2 separate regions of the Homo sapiens genome follow, and region 2 is linked to region 1. A link is a loop called in an ENCODE intact Hi-C map of the cell type or tissue named here. Cell type or tissue: PC-9. All regions are shown on one strand. Links, peaks and the distances in the headings refer to the core of each region. The heading gives the core; the rest is flanking DNA. Region 1 has its middle 24 kb from the start of ELDR. Region 2 has its middle 140 kb from the start of SEPTIN14.

Evidence for each region. A loop is a pair of places that touch in the nucleus more often than their neighbours do. Peaks named below come from ENCODE experiments on the same cell type or tissue, not always from the same donor. Only the 100,000 strongest peaks of a DNase experiment are listed, where the experiment ranks them.
Region 2: a loop joins it to region 1, with 5 times the contacts of the local background. A loop is called at or near these places in 2 of 110 quality-filtered maps.

The regions. Positions count from the first base shown.
Region 1 is chr7:55,278,816-55,281,315 of GRCh38, forward strand. No RefSeq gene overlaps it. Among named protein-coding and RNA genes, the nearest start is that of ELDR, 24 kb to the left of the region's middle. In PC-9, for the core only: CTCF peaks have their summits at 1,312 (motif pointing right) and 1,517; a DNase peak (open chromatin) is centred at 1,316; H3K27me3 peaks cover 528 bases.
Region 2 is chr7:55,718,838-55,728,367 of GRCh38, forward strand. No RefSeq gene overlaps it. Among named protein-coding and RNA genes, the nearest start is that of SEPTIN14, 140 kb to the right of the region's middle. In PC-9, for the core only: CTCF peaks have their summits at 4,275 and 4,474; no DNase peak of the experiment used is centred there.

The sequences.
Region 1 (2,500 bases), core at 1-2,500:
CCTTGCCTCTTCTGAGATTCCGGTGGCTCCCAGCAATCCCTCGGCTCCTCGGCTTGTGGACGCATCGCTCCAGCCCCTCCTGCACACGGGCTTCCCCTCTGTGTGTCTCTGCGTCTCTTTCTGTCATCTTATAAATCACATTTGAAGACCCACCCAAATCCAGGATGAACTCAACTAATTATATCTGCAAAGACCTTATTTCCAAATACAGAAATTTGTCACATTCTGAGGTCCTGGGTGGAGATGGATTTTGAGAGTCACTATTCACCCTATTACACTGAGTCTTTGAGAGGTTTAAGAAATTACCTAAGTTTCCACAACAAATAAAAAGGTGGCTGAAATGGGGTTTGAATCCCCGGAGTAAAGCTGCCCCTGTAGCCCACAGTGGTGTCAGCAGCCCGAGGGCTGAACAGCTCTAACCTCTTCCCCCGCCGCCCAAGAAACTGCACTACCACCGCCATTTTGAGTCAGAGAGACAGAACCCAGTAGAGAACACAGGGCGGGTCTCAGAGAAGAACACTGCCTGGGATACAGGGCAGGTCTCAGAGCAGGGCCCAGGCTGGAACACAGAGCAGGTCTCCAAGAAGAACCCAGGCTGGAATACAGGGCAGGTCTCAGAGCAGGACCCAGGCTGGAACGCAGGGCAGGTCTCAGAGAAGAACCCAGGCTGGATCTCGGATCTGGGCCCAGGCTGGAACACAGGGTGGGTCTCAGAGCAGGGCCCAGGCTAGAATACGGGGCAGATCTTGGAGCAGGGCTCAGGCTGGAACATGGGGCAGATCTCAGAGAAGAACCCAGGCTGCGTCTCAGAGCAGGGCCCAGGCTGGAATGCAGGGCAGGTCTCAGAGCAGAGTCCTGGGGACAGCAGCACCAATGGCTCTTCCCAAGTGGCCTGAGTGAGCTGGGAGGGCTCTTTTAACTCTGCAAGCCTCGGGTCCGTCTTGAGGCTCATGGGAGATTCCGTACACCTCCTAGGCATCCCAAGAAGTGTTTTCCCCAGATATTTGTTTCTTCCTTAACGCTAGATTTGCTGCCACCCTCTAATTAATGGGATCTATCTTTCAAGAAAATTTCTCTTCAGTCTTCTCTCTGGACTCCCCACTTCCTCTCTGGCAGTCCCAAGCCATTCTAAATTAGATTTTCATATTCCTTCCCCAGATGTTTAATTCTCCTAATGAGCATTTTCTAGCTCAGGCCTGCACTGCTGTAGCCTGTAGGGTCCCTGAGGGGTGCCCATGGGGAAGGCGGTGCTCTTCAGGGCTTGGAGTGGGTTTTAATATTTAAATCTTCACAGCAATGCCGACACTAGATGGCAGTGGTTCCTAATTATTGGGGGTTCCAGGCAGGCTTGCCTTCTTCCTGTGCTGCCCAGGGAGGTCAGACCTCCCTGAGATGGGAAGAAGTGGGTCATTCCCACCCCACCAACCCCCTCCTGCAGACCCAGACCCAGAAAGCTCAGCCCGGGTGAGGAAGAAAGGAAAGCCCCAAGAGGAAAGATGTGAAGCAATGAACTTGACATGGGGCTGTTGATTTCCTCTCCAAGTGCCTCAGACAGATCCACCCCTGAGAGGCCCTTACAGAATGATCCTCTCCAAGTGCCTCAGACAGATCCACCCCTGAGAGGCCCTTACAGAATGATCCTCTCCAGGGGAGGCTCAGAAGCTGTAGCCATTGCCTGGCAAGATTTTAGGAGCCTCCCCTGCCTCACCCCCACCCCTTATCCCCCACAGGTAGGAAAGTCCTTGGGAAAGGCAACTCAGCAGTGTTCATCAAAAGCCCTCAAAATGTCATATGATCACTTTATATGTAGGAATTTGTTGTAAGATTAGAAGTGAATAAGTCAACAAGAATATATGTTTGGGAGGCCAAGGCAGGCAGATTGTTTGAGCTCAGGAGTTTGAGACCAGCCTGGACAACATGGCAAAACCCAGTCTCTACAAAAAATACAAAAGTTAGCCAGGTATGGTGGTGCAAGCCTGTAGTCCTAACCACTTGGGGGCTGAGGTGGGAAAATCACTTGAGCCCAGAAAGTCGAGGCTGCAGTGAGCTGAGATCACACCACTGCACTCTAGCCTGGGTGACAGAGTGAGAACTTGTCTCAAAAAAAAAAAAGGGAACGAGAAAGAGAAAGAAAAAAGAAAACAGAATATTCATTGTACACTTATTTATAGTAGTGCGAATTTGGAAATTGCGTAAATTATACAACTGTTAAAAGAAAAACTTCAGCCAATTAAAAGAGTTTATTTGAGAAATGAACCATTCACAAATTGGGCAGTCCCCAGAATCACAGCAGGCTCAGAGAGACTCCAGGGTTTCCTTGTGGTCAGAAAAAAATTATAGTCAAAAAAAGGGAAATGACATACAAAAATCAGCAGTGAGGTACAGAACAGCTGGATTGGTTACAGGTTGGTGTTTGCCTTATTTGAACACCGTTTGAACACTCAGCAGTGCATGAATGGTTGAAGAATGGCTGCTGGGATTGGCCAGGTCTCAGCTATTG
Region 2 (9,530 bases), core at 3,082-5,581, 440 kb after region 1:
TGAAAAGATGCTACACATCACTAAACAGCAGAGAAATGCAAATCAAAAACCACAATGCAGGCCAGGCATGGTGGCTCACGCCTGCAATCCCAGCACTTTGGGAGGCTGAGGTGGGTGGATCACCTGAGGTCAGGAGTTCAAGACCAGCCTGGCCAACATGGCAAAACCCCGTCTCTACTAAAAATACAAAAATTAGCCAGGCATGGTGGCATATGCCTGTAATCCCAGCTACTCGGGGGGCTGAGGCAAAACCCCGTCTCTACTAAAAATACAAAAATTAGCCAGGCATGGTGGCATATGCCTGTAGTCCCAGTTACTCGGGGGACTGAGGCAGGAGAATTGCTTGAACCTAGGAGGCAGAGGTTGCAGTGAGCTAAGATCACGCCATTGCACTCCTGCCTGGGTGACAAAAGTGAAACTCTGTCTCAAAAAAAAAAAAAGAAGGAAAAAGAAAACCGCAATGCAATATTACCTCACACACACTTGTTAGAATGGCCACTATCAAAAAACTGGAAAATAAAAAGTGATGGAGAGGATATGGAGAAATTGGAATCTTTGTGCACTTTGATGGGAATGCAAAATGTACTTGCTCTAGAAAATGGTCTGTAGGCTCCTCAAAAAATTAAAAATAGAAGTACTGTATGATCTAGCAATCCTATCTCTTGGTGTATACCCAAAAGAACTGAAAACAGAATCAGGCCGAACGCAGTGGCTCATGCCTGTAATCCAAGGTTGAAGCTTGAGTCCAAGAGTTCAAGACCAGCCTAGGCAACCTGGTGAAACACCATCTTTACAAAAACACAAAAATTAGCCATGTGTGGTGGTGCACAGGTACTGTAGTCCCAGGTACTCGGGAGGTTGAAGTGAGAGGATCACTTGAGCTCAGGAGGTCAAGGCTGCAGTAAGCTGTGATCATGCCACTGCACTCGACCCTGGGCAACAGAACAAAAGACTCTGTCTAAGCCGGGCGCGGTGGCTCACGCCTGTAATCCCAACACTTTGGGAGGCTGAGGCGGGCGGATCACCTGAGGTCGGGAGTTAGAAACCAGCCTGACCAACACGGAGAAACCCTGTCTCTACTAAAAATACAAAAATCAGCTGGGCATAGTGCTGGGTGCCTGTAATCCCAGCTACTCAGGAGGCTGAGGCAGGAGAATCACTTGAACCTGGGAGGCGGAGGTTGCGATGAGCTGAGATCGCACTACTGTACTCCAGCCCAGGCACTAAGAGCGACACTCTATCCCAAAAAACAAAACAAAACAAAAAAACCACTCTGTCTAAACTAAAACAAAAACAAAACCACAACAACTCAGATATTTGCACACACATGTTCAACTCAGCACGATTTACAATAGCCAAAAGCTAGAAGCAATCTAAATGTCCATAGACAAATAAATGGATAAAAAATATGTGGTATACACACACAATGAAATATTATTCCGCCTTAAAAAGGAAGGAAATCCTATCACATGCTACAATATGGATGAACCTTGAGGACATTACGTAAAGTGAAATAAGCCAGTCACAGAAAGACAAATACTGCATGATTCCACGAATTATATGAGGTATCTAAAGTAGTTAAACTCATAGAAACAGAAAGTGGAATGTTGTTATCAGCGGACAAGGAAGAGGGAAAAATGAAGAGAAGTTGTTCAGTGGGCATAAAGTTTCAATTTTGCAGGATGGAAAAATTCTAGAGATATATTGCACAACAGTGTGAATATAGCTAACACTATTATACAGTTCAAAGTGGTTACAATGGTAAATTTGATGGTTTTTTTAAAGTAATAACAGAGTGGGTGTGTGCAAAGGTGTGTACAGAACACAGCAAAACACAAGGGATAGTACCTCTGTGGCTGGGTGGGGAATGCTGCTATCACACCTGAGCTTGAATGACAGAGACAGAGAGGGCAGCTAGGGGCTACCTGACAGAACTGGGCCCTTTAGTTTAGGGCCACAATCCATGGTGACCCTACAGACAGGAAGCCAGAGGAATACATACCTTCACCTCACTCTCTTCCCTCGCTTTGAACATCTGATGCCTGATAGGGTTTGGATCTGTGTCCATGCCAAATCTCATGTTGAAATGTAATCCCCAGTGTTGGAGGTGGGGCCTGGTGGGAGGGCTTAGCGCCATCCCCTCGGTGATGAATGAGTTCAGAGATCTGCTTGTTTAAAAGTGTGTGGCACCTCCCACCCTCTCTCTCTTGCTCCTGCTCTTGCCATGTGAGATGTCTGCTCCCCTTTTCCCTTCCACCATGACTATAAATCTCCTGAGGTCCTCACCAGAAGCTGACGACAGCATGCAATGCTTCCTGTACAGCCTGCAGAACTGTGAGCCAATTAAACCTCTTTTCTTATAAATTACCCAGCCTTGGGTATTTCTCTCCAGTGATGCAGGAATGGCTTATCACAATGTCCCAATGGCTGAACCCAACCAAAGCCAGAAGACAAAGGGTCATTAATGTAACCCATACTATGCACATGTAGTCCATACATGTCAGCCTCCCAGAGCAAAAAGCAAATGGAACAGGTGAAGGGTGGACCTAGAAAGGCAAATGGAAACCACCTAGCACATCCAACACCCTCCTTTCCTCTCCACCAGCTTGTTTTTGTCCCCTTCCATCACTGCCCCAGGGGAGTGATGGGAAAGTTGTCTGTAGCACCCTCTGATGATGCTCTTTAAAATTATTAACCCAAGGACCACTAAGACAAGAGACATCATAGTCAACACACTAAACTGCCTACACAAAAGCTCACATTATATTGGCAACACATTACTTGAGATAAATAACTATCCTCATGGCTATATTCTTTTTTTTTTTTTTTTGAGATGGCGTCTCACTGTCACCAAGGCTGGAGTGCAGTGGCACGATCTTGGCTCACTGCAACCTCTGCCTCTCATGTTCAAGCAATTCTCCTGCCTCAGCCTCCCTAGAAGCTGGGATTACAGGCACACACTACCACGCCCAGCTAATTTTTGTATTTTTAGTAAAGATTCGGTTTCACCATGTTGTCCAGGCTGGTCTTGAACTCCTGACCTCAGGTGATCCACCTGCCTTGGCCTCCCAAAGTGCTGGGATTAGAAGCATGAGCCACCTCGCCCAGCCCCCCAGGGCTATATATATATGTATATATATACACATATATATACATATATATATAAATATATATATGTATATATATATACATATATATAAATATATATATGTATATATATATACATATATATATAAATATATATATGTATATATATATACATATATATAAATATATATATATATATATTTTTTTTTTTTTTTAGATGGAGTCTCGCTCTGTCGCCCAGGCTGGAGTGCAGTGGTGCAATCTCGGTTCACTGCAACCTCCATCTCCCCGGTTCAAGCAATTCTCCTGTCTCAGCCTCCTGAGTAGCTGGGATTACAGGTGCATGTCACCACGCCCAGCTAATTTTTGTAATTTTAGTAGAGATGGGGTTTCACCATGTTGGTCAGGCTGACTTGAACTCCTGACCTCATGATCCACCTGCCTCGGCCTCCCAAAGTGCCGGGATCACAGGCATGAGCCACCGTGCCTGGCCCCCATGGCTATATTCTTAAGGCAGAATGGGGCTTCTAAATGTAGGTTTAAATCTGCAATAAGAACGAGCTTTTAAAAGGACAAATGACAGGCTGGGCATGGTGGCTCAAGCGGTAATCCCAGCAGTTTGGGAGGCCCAGGTGGGTGGATCACTTGAGCTCAGGAGTTCAAGACCAGCCTGGGCAACATGGCAAAACCTTGTCTCCACCAAAAATACAAAAATTAGCCAGGTGTGGTAGCACACACCTGTGATCCTAGCTACTCGGGTGGCTGAGGCATGAGAATTGCTTGAACCCAGGAGGCAGAGGTTGCAGTGAGCACCACTGCACTCCAGCCTGGGAAACAGAGTGAGACCCTGTCTCAAAAAGAAAGAAATAAAAAAAAAAGACTGCCATATTTTGAGAACCCATAACAGAAGGGAGGCAAAGTAAGGAAGAACAAGTCCACTGGGCACGGGAACTACCCTTTGGGGCCCTCAAAGTTGGTCCTGTCTCGCTTGGGCCAACTCAGATGGCTGACTCACAGGGGACCTGCTTGACGTTTGGACTGTGGTCCTGCCACCACCCTTCACGAATGGGACTGAAACTCACCTCCCCACTGGCCGCCTAGCTCCCAGCTGAGACTCACCCCCTCTGCTGGCTGAGTTTCACCACTGAGACTGATCTTACTGCAGACTTGAAAGCAGGGAGGCAGAGTTTGGCTTTTCTGCCTCCCACCTCCCTCTGCACACATTCACTCCCAAAGGGGACTCTGGGCTTTCTGGACCCTTTGCCTAAGACTATTTCCCTCAAACAGCCATCTCTACCAGTAGCTAATGAGACATGCCAGGGAGAAAAGAAAAGCAGTTAATGAACCGGCAAACTACCCAGATGGGAAAGTGTGAGAACGCTGCAGAGGAGGAAGGTTAGAGGAGGTGAGGGAGGAGAGAGGGAGCAAAAGGGAACAGAGAAGAAATGAGAGAGAACGCCTCCATTCATAGCTCCTCAGAGAATCAGACCCTGAAACATGAGCTGTTGGCTTGGATGGGCTTTGACCCATTAAAATATCATTAAATGAAAAACTTTGCAAAGCAAAGCAAAATCCATTGCTGTTATGGATTTTTGTTTTTAAGCAACTGCACAAGTTAAAATGTCAGATCCCTATAGATGATTCCCATTTTTCACAGGGCTTAGCCCAGTAAAATACCATACAGCCAAATTAAATTGTTAATATAAATGTGTAATTGCTGGCAATGACCCACAAATGAAAATTCAAGGCCCCGCTAAGAAGTCTTCACCAGGGGTGCTTGGCCAGCTGCCAATGGCCTCAGGAGACCGCAGTGAGAAGCAGCTAGGATCTTCCCCTAGTTAGCAGAAACGCACAGGGCTAATGCACGGTAGCAGCCTCCGTTTCAGCACTCCCCTTCTCCATAAAAAGAGCTGCGATGTGGAGTCACACTCTAAACAACTCCTAAGTTAGCATGTCCTGACCTGGCCAGTCGCTCTGACACCACTGCCCCTGTCAGGCCCCCCTGACTCCATCCTGGCTGCTGCCCAGCCCACTGGCTCTTCCCTGAGGACCAGTCCTGCTGAAAGGGTGAGCCTGGGCCCCCACTTAGGACCATGTGACTTAACACCCAATAGGGTGGACACCTGCCCCAAGCAGGACCCATCAGATTATTTCCTGGAAACCTAGAAGTGAGAAAGTCCAGTTTGTCGGCGTTGGTGCTGGATCCCAGAGGTCATGTGTGCAGCATGGGGAGCTTATTGGAGCACTCTTTTTCTAGTGGGAGAGAATGAAGCCCCGTTTGCAACCCCTTGGGGAGAGGCAGAAAGTCACCTCAGACCATGATTCTGGACCCTCACAAGGAATTGGAGATCCTTCCAACAAATTCCCACTCTTTTCTGCTTAAGTCTGCAGGACGGGCTTGTGTTCACCCCAACCCTGACTTGAGGGCAGGGACTTTTGTCAGCTTTATCCTCTGCTGTATCCCAGTACCTGGAATGTTAGAAGCTGGATGAATGCCTGTGTAAAATGAAGCCCCAATGAGGCTGATCTCTAGAATTTCTGCTTACACTATCAGTCCGTCCACTGAGCACCTCAATCCCCTTACTCCTCTGAACAAAAACCTTCCCTTCACAAGATTCTGAACAGAAGCATATATTCAGGGCAACTTGAATCCATGGGATGAAAAAAAAAAAATACCAAAGTCCACAACACCTAGCTCAGCCACCCAGGCCTCCCAAGGACTGGTTCTCCCACACCCTTCCAGTGCCAGGTCCTCTGCCTCCTGACCCAAATATTGGAGCCTCTCACTGTTCCTTGAGCATGCACTACTCAGGCCCAGACTCTGGTCCACCCCATCCACTCTCTTAAACACACTCCCCACTTCAAGGAATGAAATCCCATCCATGCTCAAGGCCCAACTCAAGCATCAGCTCCTCCTCAAAGCCTTTCATATGGCTTCAGCAAGAAGAAATCCTTCCCTCCCTGGAACGGGTAGAGGTATCTGTGCATAATACTCACAAGGCACTCACTGCATGCTGGCTGCTTTGTGTGAGGCATGAGAGCTCCCCAGTCCAGAATCTGAAGGTCAGTTATATTAGCTGGGTGGCCACTGTCCTCTCACCTTTCTGGGCCTGTCGCCCCACCCTCCCAACCCTCACTCCTACTGCTTTTTCTCCATAGTCCTCACCAACTTCTACTTTACCATATAACTTAAGAGTACGCCTGTCCTCTCACTAGTATGTAAGCTCCATGAGGGCAGAGATTTCTGTTTTATTCACTGTTACATCCTTGGCACCTGCAAGAGTTGGTACTCAGTAAATACCTGTTGGATGAATAAATGAATTCCAGCCTGGCCAAGGTGGCGAAACCCCATCTCTACTAAACATACAAAAATTAGCCAGGTGTGGTGTTGCAGACCTGTAATCCCAGCTACTCAGGGGGCTGAGGCACAAGAATTGCTTGAACCCAGGAAGCAGAGGCTGCAGTGATGTGAGACTGCATCACTGCACACCAGCCTGGGCAACAAAGTGAGACGCTGTCTCAAAAAAAAAAAAAAAGAATGAATAAATGAATGAATATACAAAATGAAGTTGACCCCTATTATTGAGTTCATGATTCTTTTATTTAGTTAGGTAGTTTTTGAGACGGAGTTTAGCTCTCGTTGCCCAGGCTGTAGTGCAATGGCGCGATCTCGACTCACCGCAACCTCCACCTCCCAGGTTCAAGCGATTCTCCTGCCTCAGCCTCCCGAGTAGCTGGGATTACAGGCATGCGCCACCACACCCGGCTAATTTTTTGTATTTTTAGTAGAGACGGGGTTTCTCCATGTTGGTCAGGCTGGTCTCCAACTCCCTCAGGTGATCTGCCCGCCTTGGCCTCCCAAAGTGCTGGGATTACAGGCATGAGCCACCGTGCCTGGCCGAGTCTGTGATTCTTTTAGAGCAGTGGTCCCCAACCTTTTTGGCCCCAAGGACCAGTTTCATGAAAGGAATTCACTTTTTCCGTGACCGGGGTGGGGGGATGGTTTTGGGATTATTCAGATACATTAAATTTATTGTGCACTTTATTTCCATTATTATTACACCGTAATATATAATGAAATAATTATACAACTCACCATAACGTAGAATCAGTGGGAGCCCTGAGCTTGTTTTCCTGCAACCAGGTGGTCCCATCTAGGGGTGATGGGAGACAGTGACAGATCATCACGCATTAGATTCTCATAAGGAGCACATAACCTAGATCCCTCCCATGTGCAGTACACAATAGGGTTCATGTGCCTATGAGAATCTAATGCCCCTGCTGATCTGACAGGAGGCCGAGCTCAAGCAGTGATGTGAGCAATGCGGAGACACTGTAAATACAGATGAAGCTTTGCTTGCTCACCTGCTGCTCACCTCCGGCTGTGCAGCCCGGTTCCTAACAGGCCACAGACCACAACAGGTCCATGGCTCAGGGGTTAGGGACCCCTGTTTTATTTATTTATTTACTATTTATTTATTTTTGTAAATTGATATCCCATTTCAGTACCCCTGTTTTAGAGCAATGGTTGTCAAAGTGTGGTCCTCAGACCAGTAGCATCAGCTGGGAACTTGTCAGAAAAGCAAATTCCTAGGCCCTATCCCAGAGCTACTGAATCGGAAACTGTAAAACAAGCTCTCTACATGATTCAGAAGTATATGTAGTTTAAACACTACTGTGCTAGAGCATCTAGAACTCTGTATACCCAAAAAGGTATGTGGTAGGCACATAATAATATTTATCAAAAGACAAGCCTGGACCTGGGGGTCTGCAGACACACCCCTGAGCTCCTCCCCAGTGAATTTTCGTCATCCTTGGGTCTTATCCCTGCCATCCCAGGATTCCATCCTAACCTCCCCCACACACAGACACAAAAACATATAGTTAAACCTTCTCTGTGCTTTCATAGCTACTTACCTTTCTTCTATCATATACATGGGTGGACTACAGACCATAGATTATGGCCATGAACTACCTGGGTTCAAATCTCCACTCAACCACTTAGTAGTTATGTTCCTTGGGCAAATCATTTGAACTTTCTGAGCCTCAGTTTCTTCATTTGTAATGAGGTACCTACCTCACTGTCTTGTGAAGTTAAACAAATTATTCTAAGATTAAATGAGTTAACATATGTGAAGGCACATGGTAAGGACTGTGTGTGAACTCTATGAGAGACAGAGTGTGTGCTACTGTCTTACTGTACTTATCGCACTATGTTGTAATAGCCTAGGCTGTAAGTGGTAGGGATGGGGAAGAAGCATACTAGACTAGGACTAGTCTCTGTCTTGAGGGATAGATGCTGAAAAATGTTTGATGAAGGGATGGTAGATCCTCCATGCTCTTTCAACTGCCCTACACTGCCTCACAGTGGCTGCCAGCCCTAGAGATGCTCTAGATAGTAGGACAACTTGTTCTACTGGAATTAATTACCATCAGCTCAAGCAAGAAATTCTTCCCTATGAAAGAAGCACATGAAAGAAGATACACAAATGGTCAATACGCACATGATGCTCAACATCATTAGCCATTAGAGAAATGCAGATCAAAACCACAATGAGATATCATTTCACACCCACTAAATGGTTATAATCAAAGACACAGGCCAGGCGTGGTGGCTCACGCCTGTAATCCCAGCACTTTGGGAGGCCAAGGGGGGCAGATTGCTTGATCTCAGGAGTTTGAGACCAGCCTGGGCAACCTGGTGAAACCCTGTCTCTACTAAAAGTACAAAAATTAGCCAGGTGTGGTGTTGCATGCCTATAATCCCAGCTACTCCGGTGGCTGAGGCAGGAGAATCGCTTGAACCCCAGAGGCAGAGGTTGCACTGAGCCAAGATTGCACAATTGCACTCCAGCCTGGGTGACAGAGCAAAACTCTATCTCAAAAAAAAAAGAAAAAACTTTCTGATTGTAGTCTATTAAGTCTATTAATGGCACTGACCACCAAAAAGTACTTTTGCATGTCATCTTTGTGTTGTCAAACAATACCTTGATTTTGAAGTATATAATCATTGATAATAAAAATTGTTATATATTTTATTGACATGAATTCAGACATTCAGTTCATTCACTACACATATACTTTGGTCCAGTCTTTGCTTCACTTATGTCTCTGTGGCTTCAGGCAAGTCAGGTAACTTCTTACTTCCACCCTTGACTGTAAAACAGATGATACTTATCTTGCCTACTGACCTCTTACGGCAATTTGGGGAAATACCTTGGTGCTGAATTAGTTTCTAGGCTCAGACGCTAAACATACAATACATATTAATTGGTAAAGACTTGGGATTTGAAACTTGATCTTTTGAACTAGATGCCAAGAAGTCCAATCTTCATGACAACTCTGTATAAGGTCATAGGTATAATCACTACTTTACAGAAAAAATAAACTCCAGCCTGGGCAACTGAGTGATACCCTGTCTCAAAAGAAAAACAAAAACCAAA